Linked DNA regions of Homo sapiens: region 2 is linked to region 1. A link is a loop called in an ENCODE intact Hi-C map of the cell type or tissue named here. Cell type or tissue: ascending aorta. All regions are shown on one strand. Links, peaks and the distances in the headings refer to the core of each region. The heading gives the core; the rest is flanking DNA. Region 1 holds the start of AGRN (agrin). Region 2 holds the start of LOC284600 (a long non-coding RNA gene).

Region 1 (8,316 bases), core at 227-8,226:
TGGCCAGCCCCACCCCAGGGGGTCCGGTGGCCACAGCCCCTCCCGGGTGCTCCCCAAGCTGCATACTGGCTGTGGGTCCCAGGCTCCCCACCTGGAGCTCGTCCCTGAGTGCGACTGCCCACAGCTGGGCTAAGCCACACCCACCTGGCAGGGGCTCCCCACGGACCCTCCTCCCAGCGCTCTGCTCCGCCTGGGCACTCGCTCCAGAGCCAGTGCCTGGCACCCGTAGAGCGGCTTCGGTAAGATGCAGAGCCTCGTTCAGCCGGGGTGACTCTCCTGCCATGTGCCCTCTGACCCTAGAGCAAGTCCTCAGCTACTAAGTCACGGACTCTCGGGCTGGACCCACCTGGCTGTGGGGTTAGTGACCCCCTCTCCTGATCTTGCAGGGACAGGAACCTCTCCTCGCCCTAACCCCCTTCTCCAGCCCCTCCTCAGCTCCTGACAGCCTATCCTGAGTCCACGATGCCCCCATCTTTTCCCCAGACCATGAGTGCCCAGAAGAGGACCAAGGTTATCATGTCCTCCCAGTGGGGGACCCAGGGGACCCTCCTCTGTGCTGCACTGAGGCCCTGGACCCTGAAGGCAGCTTGGGGACCACTGACCACAGGCTGGGGAAAAGGCCGCAGCGTTCCTTATTTTGGGTGCTGCCCCTCCCCCTGCATAGCCCCCAGGCATGCACAGAGAAGGCAAGAGCAGTGGACAGTCCAGGACCCCACAAGGACCCCTCAAGAGCCAGGCTAGTGTCAGGGCAGCAAAGTTTCCTGCCGGCCAACGGAGCAGATCGGAGAGACGGGAAGTCAGGACCCTTACCGTTGCCTTGAGGAGGAAGCACTCTCCAGACCCCCCCACCGACACATCCCTTCCCAGGCAGCCATGAGGGAGCAGACAGGATGTGGGGGCGACAGGGACCTCCTATATTTTCCCTGCCACATTCCCCAGCCAACGATCTCAGTCCCCAACTGGGACTTGTCCTGCGGGGGCTGCCATGGGATTTCTGCCCCCACCAGGCTGGGGTCAGGGAGGGCCACTCCTCGGCCCTTCGGCAGAGCCATGGGAACAGCAAGCAAGACCTCACGATGGCAAATGCCACACCCTCCACATCCGCAGAAGCCCTCGCCGCACAGCCTCGCCCTCCCGCCCGATCTCCACGGCGAGGAGTGCTCGACACGCGGGCCCGTCTAGACGGAGGTCTGGGCTAACACAGGGGCTTGAACAGCTGGGGACATTCACCTGTCCAGCTTCTCCCTAGAAGGGGCCTCCAGAAGGAAGTATGGAGAGCTGGGAGGAGGGGAGGAGGCAGGAGGCCATCTGTTTGCAGGGCTGGGACTTGCCTTGGGCCCCAGGGCCAAAGATGTCTAATGTGAGGGCTTGGAGATGCAGCTGGGGAGCCAGGGACGGAGAAGCAGAGAATGAGGTTGGACCACAAGACACCGTGTGCTGCAGCCTCCGGCACAGCACGAAAGGACCCCGCACAGCGACCCCTGCAACCTGTCCCCCTTGGCCACTGCCCTGACCCCCACAGGCCCCCACACGAGCCCCCCACCACGCACCTTCCACACAGAACTCCACCTCCTCCAGGTTCCGCAGGGTGATCCGCATGAGGCTGGAGTTGAGCATCAGCTCGTTCTTGTGGGCTGGCCACAGGTATGGGGGTGCAGGGTTCACAAAGAAGATCCTGGTGTCCCCAGTGGACACCTGGTTGTCACAGATGAGGGGGTCTCCAAAGCCGCTGATCACCACCTTGTTGCCGCCGTCCAGCAGGCTCTCCCGGGCCACCAGGTCTTTGCCCTTCAAGTACCGCCAGACCCGAACCTGGGGTGGACATGGCGGTAGGTGTCATTAGTCCTCTCCTGGGGAAGGGGCTAGACTGGGGGCTTTAGGTGTTTAGGGCAAATGTCCACAGTAGACTCAAGCCCTGGGCAGAGATGTGGGGAGACCTCTGAGTCAGCCCGCTGGGCGGAAGCTGGGGGAAGCCCACACTGGCCACCACAGCCCATGCGGGAACGCTCAGAGATGCGTCACCTGTGAACACATCCCCTCCCCCAGGTCTAACCAACTTCAGCCACCCCAGCTCCAATAACGTCCCTATCAGCTAAGGCCGAATTTGGGAAGGGGGCCCACCTGGCTTGGGGTGCCTGCCTTCCACACTTCTCCCCACCTGCCCAGTGCTCAGGGCCCACCTCCCAGCAAGCTTGGGCAGTGGAGGAGGGGGATGGGGCGTTGGGGTAAGGGGCCAGCTTGGCCCTGTGGCTGGGCTGAGACGCCCCTTCCTCGGGCTTCTACAGTCTGTGCACTCAGGGCAGCCTGTGAACCACGAAATCAAGTTTGGGCAGTGCAGGGTGCCCCACCCTCCACCTTCTCAGCTCCTGGGGCCCTGAGGGCAGCTGCTCTGACGGTGGCCTGTGGTAAAGGCTACAGCCGACCTGGCGGCCCTCACGGGGACAGGGACCCACGCACTCACGCACTCCCCTGAGAACAAAGCCGGGAGAAGCAGCCCCTTCCTCAGATCTGGGGGGCTGGGGCTGCCGGATGGGGGGAGAGACAATGGTTGGCCTGTCCACTGCGCAGCCCCTGCTGGGAGCCTCAGGACTGCGGCATCCGCAGGGACCCCCTCCAGTTGCGCAGGCAGAGCCTCTTCCACGCCCCCCAACAGTAGGCTCCAGGAGGCAGATGACCCAGGCAGGGGGAGGGCCTGGTGGCTTTCATCGCCTTCCCCCACCCCAGCCACACCCAGGAGCAGCGGGGAGGAAGTCGGGAAAATCCTGCAGGGGCCTGGCAAAGTGCCCTGGCCGCTGTGGAGGAGACTGGGCCGGCGGGGGAGCCCAGCTGTAGCCCGCACCGGCCAGTCTGAAAGAAGCTGCCACCTTCTCCACCTCCGTGGAGGGAAATGAGTGGATTTCTGGTCCCAGGAGATGGTTTTGGGGGTACACGGGCGCCGGCTCTGGGTCCCCCGAGCCCCTACTAGGAGAAGATGGTGGGGGTCCCAGCGTACCTACCCCGGGGGCTCCCAGAAGCACCTGAAGGAGAAACCAGGGAAACTTCCCCTCCCCGGGGTGGGGAGCCCCGGTTCCCGCAGGAGCGCGATGGGGCACCGGCCCTGCCCCCAAGCACACGAGGCCCGGTGACGGCCCCGCCCACCTCTCTGCTCCTGCACGCCCCCCCCCCGCACCACTGCGGCACCCCCCACCTGGCTCCCGGGGTTGGGAGCTCAGGCTGTGCGCCCCTTTTTCTCTCCTGACCAACCCCTCTCGCCCCGGGAAAGGCCTCTGGGGAGGGGAACAAGCGGATCCCAGGCCCAGCCCCCGCTCCCCGCCCGGGCAAAGGCCCCCCCTCCCCAGGCCCCTCTCCTTCTCGGCCGGTAGGGAGGGCGCGCGGCAGCCGCAGTCCGTGGGCGAGGTGCACTTGTCTCCGCGAGGAGGGAGGCGGCGGCGGGCGGAGGACGGCGGCGGCGCAGCAACTTTCCCCGGCGCCCGCGAGTTTCCCGGGACCCGGCGACCCCCCCTCCCGGGGCTTGGCGGTCGCCAAGGGAGCCGGAGCGGGGGCTGCGGAGCGACCGGGGCTGGTTCCCACGGCCTGGGGCGGGGGTCCCGGCGGGGCGGCAGGCGTCGCGAGGGGAGGCCGGGGTCCGGGTGGGCGCACCTTGCAGGAGTACGTGTGCTGCACCGGGTCCACGTTGAGGATCTCCTCCACCGTCCCGGTGAGCACCACGTTCGCCTCCTCCTCGCGCCGCTCCAGCGCGCGCTCCGGGCATGTCCCGCCGGCTCCGGGCAGGACGCACGCGGCCACCACAAGGAGCGGCAGCAGCGGCCGCAGCGGGCCCGGGTGGGACCGGCCGGCCATGGCGCAGGCGAGAGGCGGCGGAGGAGCGCGCGGGCCGCGCCGGGGACGGGACTGGACAGGACGGGACGCAGCTCCGGAGGCGGCGGAGCGCGGGCGGGCGGGCGGGGGGGGGCGGGGCCAGGGCGGCGCCCCTCCCCCTCTCTCCTCCCCGCCCCCCTACCCCCTCCCCGCGCCCTCCTCCTCCCCCTCCTCCTTCCTTCCCCCTCCCGCCCCCTCCCTCCTCCCTCCCCCGGCCCGCCCGGAGGCCGGCGACCCGCGCCGCCGCGAACAAAGCCCCGGGACGCAGCGCCCGGCGCGGCCGTGGGGCGGGAAAGGGGCGGCCCGGGAGGGGGCGGGGAGAGGAGAGTGGGGGGCGGGTCTGGATCCCGCAGGCGCCCCTCCCCCGCCGCGGCCCCCCGGAAGTGCGGCTGCACCCGAGTTAATGCCTAATCTGGAGGAGACGTGACGGGACTGCCGAGGGGCTCCGGGCGGCGCGGAGCCGGGCGGCAGGGCTCGAAGGCCGCCGGGAGGGGCCCCAGACCCGGCCCCGATCCCGCTCCGCAGGCCGCGCCCCTCCCCCGCGGGGCCGGACACCGAGGCTCGGCCGGGCCGGACCCCCCGGGAGCTGCGGCGCGGAGGCGGGTCCCGGTGCCGGGGCGGGCGCTGATTGGCCAGCACGGGGCGCGGCCCCGCCCCTCCCGGCCCCGCCCCCCCAGGCCCCGCCGCGGGGAGGTTCGCGCCCCCTTCCGTCCCGCGGCTGCAAGCGCGGGTCCCGCCACGCCCCTTCCCAGCTCTGGGCCGGGCGCCTCTGCAGCTTGGCCTGGCTGGGTGCAGGGGGAAACTGAGGGCTGGAGGACCCAAGTGGGAGCCTGGCCTAGCTGAAGATTGAAAGGAGGGAGCGGAGGCCCCCTTTGTCCCTTCAGAACTGTGTCTAGGCTGGGCGTGGTGACTCACGCCTGTCATCCCAGCACTCTGGGAGGCGGAGGCAGCAAGATCTCTTGACACCGGGTGTTCGAGACTAGCCTGGGCAAAATAGCAAGACCCCATCTCTCAAAAAAATTAAAAATTAGCTGGATGGGCCGGGCGCAGTGGCTCACGCCTGTAATCCCAGCACTTTGGGAGGCTGAGGCAGGTGGATCACGGGAGGTCAGGAGTTCGAGACCAGCCTGGCCAACATGGTGAAACCCCGTCTCTACTAAAAATACAAAAATTGGCCGGTGTGGTGGCAGGCGCCTGTAGTCCTAGCTACTTGGGAGGCTGAGGCAGGAGAATCGCTTGAACCCAGGAGGCGGAGGTTGCAGTGAGCTGAGATGGTGCTGAGAGGTGACAGCGTGCTGGCAGTCCTCACAGCCCTCTCTCGGTCTTCACGCCTCCTCTGCCTGGGCTCCCACTTTGGTGGCACTTGAGGAGCCCTTCAGCCCACCGCTGCACTGTGGGAGCCCCTTTCTGGGCTGGCCAAGGCGGGAGCCGGCTCCCTCAGCTTGCAGGGAGGTGTGGAGGGAGAGGCATGAGCGGGAACCGGGGCTGCGCGCGGCTCTTGCGGGCCAGCTGGAGTTCCGAGTGGGCGTGGGCTTGGTGGGCCCCGCACTTGGAGCAGCCGGCCGGCCCTGCCGGCCCGGAGCAATGAGGGGCTTAGCACCCGGGCCAGCGGCTGCGGAGGGTGTAGTGGGTCCCCCAGCAGTGCCAGCCCACTGGCGCTGCACTCGATTACTCGCCAGGCCTTAGCTGCCTTCCGGCGGGGCAGAGCTGGGGACCTGCAGCCCACCATGCCTGAGCCTCCCACCCCCTCCGTGGGCTCCTGTGCGGCCCAAGCCTCCCCGATGAGCGCTGCCCCCTGCTCCACCGTGCCTAGTCCCATGACCACCCAAGGGCTGAGGAGTGCGGGTGCACAGCGCAGGACTGGCAGGCAGCTCCACTTGCAGCCCCAGTGCGGGATCCACTGGGTGAAGCCAGCTGGGCTCCTGAGTGGTGGAGACGTGGAGAACCTTTATGTCTAGCTCAGGGATTGTAAATACACCAATCAGCACCCTGTGTCTAGCTCAGAGTCTGTGAATGCACCAATAGACAGACACTCTGTATCTAGCTACTCTGGTGGGGCCTTGGAGAACCTTTATGTCTAGCTCAGGGATTGTAAATACACCAATCGGCACTCTGTATCTAGCTCAAGGTTTGTAAATACACCAATCAGCACCCTGTGTCTAGCTCAGGGTTTGTGAATGCGCCAGTGGACACTCTGTATCTAGCTACTCTGGTGAGACCTTGGAGAACATTTATGTCTAGCTCAGGGATTGTAAATACACCAATCGGCACTCTGTATCTAGCTCAAGGTTTGTAAATACACCAATCAGCGCCCTGTGTCTAGCTCAGGGTTTGTGAATGTGCCAGTGGACTCTGTATCTAGCTACTCTGGTGGGGCCTTGGAGAACCTTTGTGTGGATACTCTGTATCTAACTAATCTGGTGGGGACGTGGAGAACCTTTGTGTCTAGCTCAGGGATTGTAAATGCACCAATCAGCGCCCTGTCAAAACAGACCACTAGGCTCTACCCATCAGCAGGATGTGGGTGGGGCCAGATAAGAGAATAAAAGCAGGCTGCCGGTGCTAGCAGTGGCAACCCGGTCAGGTCCCCTTCCACACAGTGGAGGCTTTGTTCTTTCGCTCTTTGCAATAAATCTTGCTACTGCTCACTTTTTGGGTTCACACTGCTTTTATGAGCTGTAACACTCACCGCCAAGGTCTGCAGCTTCACTCCTGAAACCAGCGAGACCACGAGCCCACCGGGAGGAACAAAAAATCCAGACGCGCTGCCTTAAGAGCTGTAACACTCGCCGCCAAGGTCTGCAGCTTCACTCCTGAGCCAGCGAGACCACGAACCCACCAGAAGGAAGAAACTCCGAACATATCCGAACATCAGAAGGAACGAACTGAAGACGCGCCGACTTAAGAGCTGTAACACTCACCGCGAGGGTCCGTGGCTTCATTCTTGAAGTCAGTGAGACCAAGAACCCACCAATTCTGGACACAGTGCAACTGCACTCCAGCCTGGGTGACAGAGCGAGACTGTTTCAAAAAAAAAAAATTAGTCGACGGGCCGGGCGTGGTGGCTCAGGCCTGTAATCCCAGCACTTTGGGAGGCCGAGGTGGGCGGATCACTTGAGGTCAGTAGTTCGAGACCAGCCTGGCCAACATGGTGAAACTCTGTCTCTACTATAAATACAGACAGGGCACGGTAACTCACGCTTGTGATCCCAGCACTTTGGGCAGCCAAGGGGGGAGTGGATCACAAGGTCAGGAGTTCGGGACCAGCCTGACCAACATGGTGAAACTGCCTCTACTAAAAAATTAGCCGGGTGACACGCACCTGTAATCCCAGCCAGTCAGGAGGCTGAGGCAGGAGAATCGCTTGAACTCAGGAGGTGGAGCTTGCAGTGAGCCGAGATCACACCACTGCACTCCAGCCTGGGCGACAGAGCGAAACTCCATCTCAAAGAAACACAAAACAAAACAAATACAAAATTAGCCAGGTGTGGTGACACGCACCTGTAATCCCAGCTCCTCGGGAGGCTGAGGCGGGAGGATCACTTGAGTGTGGGAGGTGGAGGCTGCGGTGAGCGGTGATTGTGCCACTGCACTCCAGCCTAGCTGAGAGTATGACCCTGGGAAAAGTAAGTAATTTTTTTAAAAAAAGGACTGGGTCAGTCAGGCCCAGTGGTTCACACCTGTAATCCCAGCATTTTGGGAGCCCGAGGCAGGCGGACCACTTGAGGCCAGGAGTTCAAGACCAGCCTGGCCAACATGATGAAACCCCATCTCTACTAAAAATACAAAAATTAGGCCGGGTGCGGGGGCTCACACTTGTAACCCTAGCACTTTGGAAGGCTGAAGCGGGCGGATCATGAGGTCAGGAATTCGAGACTAGCCTGGCCAATACAGTGAAACGCTGTCTCTACTAAAAACACAAAAAAAAGTTAGCTGGGTGAGGTGGCGGGCACCATTAATCCCAACTACTTGGGAGGCTGAGGCAGGAGAATTGCTTGAACCCGGGAGGTGGAGGTTGCAGTGAACCGAGATGGCGCCACTGCACTCCAGCCTGAGCGACAGAGTGAGACTCTATCTCAAAAAAAAAAAAAAAAGCACGGGTGCGGTGGCTCACGCCTGTAATCCCAGCACTTTGGGAGGCCGAGATGGGCGGATCACGAGGTCAGGAGATCGAGACCATCCTGGCTAACACGGTGAAACCCCGCCTCTACTGAAAATACAAAAAAAAATTAGCCGGGCGTGGTGGCGGGCGCCTGTAGTCCCAGCTACTCGGGAGGCTGAGGCAGGAGAATGGCGTGAACCCGGGAGGTGGAGCTTGCAGTGAGCAGAGATCGCGCCACTGCACTCCAGCCTGGGCGACAAAGCGAGACTCCGTGTCAAAAAAAATAATAATAAAAAGGACTGGGCCTGTGGTGCCCCTCTCACCCCAGGCTAGCTACAGATCTCTGAGCCAGAAGC
Region 2 (8,316 bases), core at 47-8,046, 110 kb after region 1:
CAACGGTGCGCCCGGGGGCCTGACCCCGACCCCCGCATATACCAGCAAAGGTGCGCCCGGGGGCCTGACCCCGATCACCGCATATACCAGCAACGGTGCGCCCGGGGGGCCTGACCCGGTGCCCTTCATGAATCCCGTGGCCCAGGAAATGGGCTGAGCAGAATCCCACCTGCTGCAGGGCCAAACCCCCCTCCCTTCCCCCCTGCCCCTCATCCCTCCCTTCCCCCCTGCCCCTCATTCCCTCCCCTCCCACCTGTCCCCTCATCCCTCCCCCATCCCTTCCCCTCCCACTTGTCCCCTCTCCCCTCCCACCTGTCCCCTCATTCCCTCCCCCATCCCCTCCCCTCTCCCCTCCCACCTTCCCCTCATCCCCTCCCCCTACTCCCCTCTCCCCTGTCTCCTCTCCCCCACCCCCTCCTCCCCTCCCACCTGTTCCCCCATTCCCTCCCCCGTCCCATCGCCTCCCCCTTTTCCCTCCTCTCCCCCGCCCCTCCTCCCCCTCCCCTCCCTCTGTCACCTCCCCTGTCCCTTCCTCCTTTCCCTCTTCACCTTCAGTATCTTTGCCTCCTCCTCCCTTTGCAGACACACTGCACACAGGCCTCTCCCAGGCCCTGCTTTCCTTTGAACCATATCTTGTCTCTTTTCCCTTTTTCAGGGAAACTTCCAAAGAACTGGCTGTGGCGGACACCCTATCTTTCTGGCTCTGTGACCTTCCCCTTCCAGCTGCTGCCCCCACCAGCCTGCACCCCTGTTCTGAGAGGCCATCCGCACCTCTCGGTGCCTGCCCTCCTGCCCGCCCTCCTGTGGGCCTGGCCTGCTCCACACCTGCTGTCCACGAGGAGGACCGGCTTGTGCTGCCCTCCGACTTGGCCACACTGGTTCCTGCTGCCTGCAGCTTCCATTCTAACAGGTGTGGGGCTGATCACGAACAAATCCACTAATGAATAAATCAGAAAACTTGTAGGTAGTTATCTGTGGAGAATTAAGGTGATTGTCACTGGGTCAGTCTGGGTGTCTAAGGCCCCATCCTGACAGGGGAACTGTGAGCCTCGCCTTGGCCAGAGGGAGACCCTTCAGGTGGAAGGAACAGCCTGGGAAGTCCCGGGGGGCTTGGCGAGCAGGGGGCAGGGAGCCAGTGATGGGCCCTCCTCCCAGATCGGGGAGGGTCTGTACTCTCTCGGCTGGTCAGAAGGACCGGGCAGGAGGGAGGTGAAGAGGGTGTTTCTTAGCCCTGCGGGATCCCCGAGGAGGGGAAGTTTTCCTGAAAAAGGGAGGGTCCCATGGAGGAAGAGTCAGCTCCAGATGCTCCCTAATCCCAGAGAACACAGACTCCAGCAGGTAAAATCAGGTGCGCCCACAGCCTCACCTCTCCTCCTTGTCCCTTGAGGGTGGGCAAGGAAACAGACAGTGACCCCAGCCCCTCTGGCCAGTGCAAGAGGCTGCAGGGCCTGACATTCTCATCATGGAAAGAAGACTTTTTTTTTTTTTTTTTTTTTTTTAGGAGACACAGTCTCCCTCTGTTGCCCAGGCTGGAGTGCAATGGTGTGATCTCGGCTCACTGCAACCTCCACCTCTTGGGTTCAAGCAATTCTTTCACCTCAGCCTCCCCAGTAGCTGGGATTATGGGCATGCACCACCACACCATGCTAATTTTTGTATTTTTAGTAGAGAGATGGGGTTTCACCATGTTGGCCAGGCTGGTCTTGAACTCCTGACCTCAAATGATCCGCCCACTTTGGCTTCCCTAAGTGCTGGGATTACAGGCGTGAGCCATCATGTCCAGCCAATTTTTTTTTTTTTTAAGATAGGGTCTCACTCTGTCACCCAGGCTGACGTGCAGTGGTACTGTTTTGGCTTGCTGCATCCTGGGAAAGGAGAGTGTAACAGCACTTTAAGGAACAGAAGCCTTTCAATGGCCAGAGAGTGACAGAAAAGTCTTAGGGAGGTAGGGGAAAACGAGAGGCCTGGGAGCCGGGCTCCCGGGACGGCGGTGGCTCAGCCTTCTCTCCTGCGGAGGTGCACCCAGCCCATGCTCCCTGCACTTCTGGCCTCCTCGGGTGTGGTGAATGAGTGTGCTTAAAGGGGAAGCGACAGCCCATGCTCCCTGCACCTCTGGCCTCCTCGGGTGTGGTGAATGAGTGTGCTTAAAGGGGAAGCGACAGCAGACTCTGGCACTGGCTGTTCTGTCTGTGGCTAAGGAGAATGCCCGGGACGTGTGCTGCCTGCAGGGGTGGCAGGACACCAGCTGCAGAGACACCTCCTGTGCTGCCCTCCGGGGTGGGCTCCAGACTCTCTTCCCGGCTCCTGTGCACTTCAGGTGCGGGGGGCCAGCTGAGTTGAAGGGGAGAGGCAGCTGAGTTTCCGGCACTGTCCTAGCCGGCTCTCCTTCATGACCACAGAGACCACCTTGCTCAGAGAGCTGCCCAGGGAGCTGCTGACTAGGGACCCCCACAATTTTGCTGAGTGAGAAAGGGCTGAGGGTGAAAAGCAGGCAGGTCTGAAAGCCAGAGGGCATCTCTGGTTGCACACAGGATGCTCTCACCTCCAGCAGGAGGGTAGCAGAGCCCAAGGGACTAAACATGGAAGAAGGTGAAATACTCAACCAAGGCCAGAGGCCAGGGTCCTGGTTAGGAAAGCTGGAGGCCCTGGCGGACGCGGTGGAGACACCTGGGCAGACATCTGAGTCCCCACTCTTCCTGGAAACTCTGAGCCTATGCAATCAGCTCCTCCTTGGGCACTGGGCCTGAGAAAAGGCCAGCTCAACGGCACATGCTGGGCTGCTGCAGGACACAGCTAGTCCTGGCAAGAGGGTGGGTAGTGAGGAGGGCTTTGACCCAAGAAGATGGCCCTCCCGGGGCTGCCACTGAGGAGACTGAACATGCTAAAGGCCAAGGTCTGCTGTGGAGGCAGGGGTTGAAGCTCCAGGAGGCCCAGAAGGAGCGGGGCCAGCCTGGCAGCAGGCCAAGGGCAAGAGTGCCTGGTGGTGTGGATCTGGGTGGGGGCTTGGTGGGCCGGGTCAAGGGCAGGGCTGGGGGCCAGAGGGGTCCTACCCGTAGTTCAGGGAGATGGGAGGGTGGGCTTAGTGAGGATTTCAGACGTGGGCCTTCATGGTCTCCTGGGGGGTGGACGAAGCTGGTCGTGGTGGAGCCTGGGTGAGGGCAGAGGTGGTACACCCCAGAAGACCCTGCTCCAGGCCGCGGTGGGGTGGGCCCTGCAGCCAGCTTGACCTATTTATTCTATTGAGATGAAATTCACATAACAAAATTAATGACGTTAAAGCAAACAATTCAGTGGCATTTAGCGCTTTCATCTTGTCCTGCAACCCTGACCTCGACCTCGTCCCAGAACACGTCCTCACCCTGAAGGGGAACCATACACGTTAAGCAGTCGGTCCCTGTTGCCCCCTCCCGCGAGCTCTGGCAACCACGATGTCTTTTCTTTATCTGTGGATTCCCTGTTCTGGACATTTTCACGTTTCCCAGGCTCGTCCCTGTCGCAGCGACCGCCTGGGGCTGATGTTCCAGCTGCGCACTGGGCCGCCCTTTGCTGTGAACATTTGCCGCCGGCACGCGCCCAGTCTTCAGCTCTCTGGGGAGCGCCCGGGAGGGGAACTTCCGGGCCTGTGGGAACTTCGTGCTCAACTTTCTGAGGAAGGTCCTTTTGCACCGCGGCTGCACCCGCCCCGACAATGCGCGAGGGGGTCCAACGCCTCCATCTCCTCGGCAGCACTTACGTCCGCTTTTCTGAAATCACAGCCATTCTAGTGGATGTGCCTGGCTGGGTTTATGTCTGTTTTCTCGGTGAACGTGAACGGGGGTTTCGGGCACAGGCGGGGACAGCAGTGAGGAATGGGCGGACGCCCGGGCCCCCCTCACTGGGTGCCCTGCCGGGGTTCCCTGGGACGCGGTGGGGCGGGGAGGGGACCCAACAGCCTCCCCCGCCACGAACGTCCCCAACAGCCTCCCCCGCCACGAACGTCCCCAACAGCCTCCCCCGCCACGAACGTCCCCAACAGCCTCCCCCGCAGCCTTCCCGCACCCCCCGGCACCCCCGACCCTCCGGCCCCCTCCCCTCACCCGCCTCCCCGCGGCGGAGTCCGGCGACGCTCAGAACCGAATTTCCGCGGACAGATCCTCCCGGAACGTGAGCTCTTGACTTTGGAGCCCAGGAAAGACCCCGGCGCTCCGGGCACGCGGCCGTCGTGGCCGCGCGGCTCTTTGTGTTTGCGGGAGGCGGCGGCGCGAGGAGCTGTGGCGCCCCCTGGTGGCGGAGTGCGGCCTGCGCCGGGCGCTGCGGAAGCGGCCACGTTCGGAGGAGGCGGCGGCCACGTTCGGAGGCGGCCACGTTCGGAGGAGGAGGCGGCCGCGTTCGGAGGAGGAGGAGGCCGCGTTCGGAGGAGGCGGCGGCCGCGTTCGGAGGAGGCCACGTTCGGAGGAGGAGGCGGCCACGTTCGGAGGAGGCCACGTTCGGAGGAGGAGGCGGCCGCGTTCGGAGGAGGAGGCGGCCGCGTTCGGAGGAGGCCACGTTCGGAGGAGGAGGCGGCCGCGTTCGGAGGAGGCGGCGGCCACCCGGGCCTGGCGGTGGAGGGGGAGGAGGAGCAGAGGGCGGGGCCGGGGCCGGCGGCCTCTTTGGACCCCGCGGCTTTGAGGGGGCCCCGGCACTCACGCCCTGACCCTGGCGTCCTGAGCCTGCGTCCAAGGGGTTGCCACCTGCCCCGATGCCGCCCCCCACCCCCCCACCCTCTGCTGCGTCCTGGGCTCTACACCCACTGGGGTGGAGGGCTCGCTTCTAATAAAAACGGCAGGACCAGGAAGACCAGGACCCCGGGCCCCTGGGAGTCGCGCTGTCCTCTGCACTGGCCCCTTGTGCATCCTTGTCCCCCTCAGCCATTCCAAAGCCCCGGCCCTCCGCCCCAGGCCTCCCATCCTCCACTCTGAGTGCAGCAGGAACCTCGTGAGATGAGCATGTGGAGGGAGCTCCCCGGGATGCTGGGCTGGGCACAGGGTCTGCAGGGGCCGACGGCCCCTAGGCTGACCTTCCAGAGCTCCCTCTCCAGCCACCCGGGCTCGGCCTGCTGGGAACAGAGCTGCCCCAACCTTGTGCCCGCTGGGCCTCTGTGCAGGGTTCCCAGGACTGCCTTCTGGACACCTTCCCTGCTGGGGTTCTGACAGCGGGGTGGACAGCCTTGCCCAGCCTCAGGGCCGTGCAGCGCCAGGGGTAAATGTGGCTCTCCTTGCACCGCTGCGCCTAGGGCTGCCCTAAGGAAACACAGTCGGTCTCCAAGGCTGGGGCTGCCTCCATGGATGCAGACGGCTCACTGGGGGACTTGAACATCTGTGGATTTTGGTATCTGTGGGGATCCTGGAATCAGTGCCCCACAGATACTGAGAGATGACTGTACCACAGACTGGGTAGGTTAAACAGAAATTAATTTTCTCACAGTTCTAGGGGCTGGAAGTCCAGGGTCAAGGTGTGAGCTGGGCCTTTCCTGGCGAGGGCTCTTACCTGGCTTGCAGATGGCCGCCTGTTCTGTCCCCACACGTCGGAGACAGGGAGTGGGTGCTCTGGTGCCTCTTTTATAAGGACACGAATTCTATCAGATCAGGGCCCCACCCTTAGGGCCTCATTTGACGTTAATTACTTTCTTAGAGGGCCCGTTGAACACTTGTTCAATGAACCAGTTGACGAAAAAGATCACAGTCACACAAGCTAAACCGCAGCACACACCACGCAGTGGTGGGGAGGTGGTGCGAAGTCAGAGTGTGTGTCCCCCCGCCCCAAATTCCTGTGCTGAGGCCCTAACCCCCAGGACCTCAGAATATGGTTGTTTGGAGATGGGGTCTTTAACGAGGCGATTAAGGTGAAATGGGGTCATGGGGCGGGCCCTGATACAATGTATAAGAAGAGGAGATGAGGATTTAGGGAGAAGACGGTGTCCACAAGCCAAGGAGAGGCCTCTGGAGAAGTCAGTCTGTGGACACCGTGACCGCGGACCTCCAGCCCCCAGAATTAGCAAATAAACGCTTGCTGAAGACGCCGCGCAGCCGGCGGGGCTCGGTTATGGCGGCGGCACTGACTAGCACAGGGGCAACTCTTCAGCCCCTCACACGGACCCGCATCCCGGGCCCCCTCGTCCCCTCACGCATGGGCACCCTCTGTATCCAAATCCAGTCTACCTTTCAAAGGAGGAATCTTGAACCTGGATTGACCTCCCAGAACTCAGGTGAGGGGGGATTATTATTATGACGATTTTTTTTTTTTTTTGAGACAGAGTTTCACTCTGGTTGCCCAGGCTGGGTGCAATGGCGCGATCTCGGCTCACTGCAAGCTCCGCCTCCCGGGTTCATGTGATTCTGTCTCAGCCTCCCGAGTAGCTGGGACTACAGGCACCACCACGCCCAGCTAGTTTTTTTGCATTTTTAGACGGGGTTTCACCATGTTGGCCAGGCTGGTCTTGAACTCCTGAGCTAAGGTGATCCACCCACCTCGGCCTCCCAAAGTGCTGGGATTACAGGCATGAGCCACCGCTCCCGGCCTATTATTACTATTAATTAGCCCCACAAACGCACCCCTCTCTCCTGTCTGGGAGCCCAGCCTAGGTTCTCCTTCTAGGCAGTGCAGGGCAGTGTGGGCTGGAGCATTGGTCAGTGTTGGCCAGAATGGCCGTCCTTCCTCTGAGACGAGGGCCCAGGAGATGAGCGGGGGGTGCTCTGTCCACTTCCAGGTTTTGGGCTCTGTTGGGAGACACCCAGGAGTTGCCCCTCCTGTAGGTGACCCCGAGTGCTCCTGAGCTGTACAGTCGCATGGCACCTCCGGAGGGGAAGTCACCCTCCTGGGGCCGCTAAGTCACCTGGTGTCACACACCCACCTCCAGCCGCCTCGCTCTCTCCACCCAGGGTCTAGCATGAAGACTGGCCTCAAGATGAGGTGCTCATGGGCACCTCCCAGACCCACACCGCACCCTGATGTTTCTTGGTAAACAGGGTTGCCTACATTTCATGCCTAATTTGTGTTAACCGAAGAAATTCATATTTTAAACATTTTGCATAACTGGAAATGTATTCCAAAATGTTTCACTTTTGACATAGTTTTGTGAAAAGGTGAAAACAGGACACGCTTGTGTACACACATGCCTACATGGAGGTAGGGAAGCATGTAGTCAGCACTCCTAAAAGCAGCCCTCGAGTGTCTGCTCCGTGTGGGCATTAGGAAAGGGAGGAGCAGGTGGGGTGGCTGTTGCCACCCTGAGTGTCAGGGAGTTTATGCACCATCTTTACCGCTAGACTGTGAGCTCCTTGGGGGCACACCGAGTCTCTGTCACGATGGATTTGCCTAGCAGGTGCTCTGTAAACACTTGTTCAATGAACCAGCTGACGAAAAAGATAAAACGCTCCATTTACAGGCCCAGCAATAGTAAAACGAACACTGCTGTGGCTCCCACTTTGAGAACGCATGTTGCAAATGCGTCATATGTCCTGTGAGTGACACACACTCTCTCCACAAACTCCAGCCTGGCTTCTCAAGGCCTCCTCTGGGCAAAGCCCCGTCTTTGGTCTGTGAAGACTTGGATAAAACAGCAACATAGTTTCTCACAGCCCAAGGGTCTGCCATCGCCACATGCCCACCTGAGCAAACTGAAGGCTGTGGAAGAAACTCCTGTTCCGACACCTGAGGAGACACCTGGGCAGCTGCCAACCAGGTGGGCTGAATGCACATGGACCAGCCCCTGCCCACCTCCACTGAGCCCCTGGTTTCCCTCTTTTCTTGTACTCTCTCTGTTTTCACTTTACATACACTCTTTTTTTATTTTTTGGACACAGCGTTTCACTCTGGTTGCCCGGGCTGGAGTGCAGTGGTGCAATCTTGGCTCACTACCACCTCGACCTCCGAGGCTCCAGCGATCCTCCCACCTCAACCTCCCAAGTGGCTGCGACTACAGGTGTGCGCCACCACACCTGGCTAATTTTTGTATTTTTAGTAGAGATGGGGTTTTGCCATGTTACCTAGGCATGTCTCCAACTCCTGAGCTCAAGTGATCCACCAGTCTTGGCCTTCCCAAGTGCTGGGATTGCAGGTGTGAGCCACCATGCCCAGCCTACTAAATAAACTCTTTTTAAAGAACGGTTTTAGATTCACAAAACAATTGAGAAGACGGAACAGAGTTTACAAACGCCTGGCACCCAGTTACGCTGGTACTAACGTGTTACATTAGCGTGGCACTTGTTACAACTACTTGTTACAACGAATGCACCAATATTGATGGATTCTTATTAACTAAAGGCCACATTTTATTCAGGTTTTCTTAGTTTTTACATA

What was found. Peaks named below come from ENCODE experiments on the same cell type or tissue, not always from the same donor. Only the 100,000 strongest peaks of a DNase experiment are listed, where the experiment ranks them.
Region 2: it touches region 1 in a loop (12-fold over the local background); 2 of 110 quality-filtered maps call a loop at or near these places.

Annotation. Positions count from the first base shown.
Region 1 is chr1:1,015,697-1,024,012 of GRCh38, reverse strand. AGRN (agrin) reads right to left here and starts at 3,893. Exons shown (of 36, transcript NM_198576.4): 1 at 3,640-3,893; 2 at 1,551-1,812. The coding sequence starts at 3,840. RefSeq lists enhancers at 1-237, 1,422-2,621 and silencers at 4,130-4,579, 8,257-8,316. In ascending aorta, for the core only: a CTCF peak has its summit at 4,612 (motif pointing left); DNase peaks (open chromatin) are centred at 3,768 and 4,532; H3K4me3 peaks cover 2,497 bases; H3K27ac peaks cover 1,034 bases.
Region 2 is chr1:900,722-909,037 of GRCh38, reverse strand. It overlaps LOC284600 (a long non-coding RNA gene), which reads right to left and starts at 3,923. Exons shown (of 5, transcript XR_007065342.1): 1 at 826-3,923. RefSeq lists a silencer at 4,169-4,278. In ascending aorta, for the core only: a CTCF peak has its summit at 4,267 (motif pointing left); DNase peaks (open chromatin) are centred at 2,137, 2,937, 3,597, 4,267 and 1 weaker place; H3K4me3 peaks cover 1,508 bases; H3K27ac peaks cover 1,543 bases.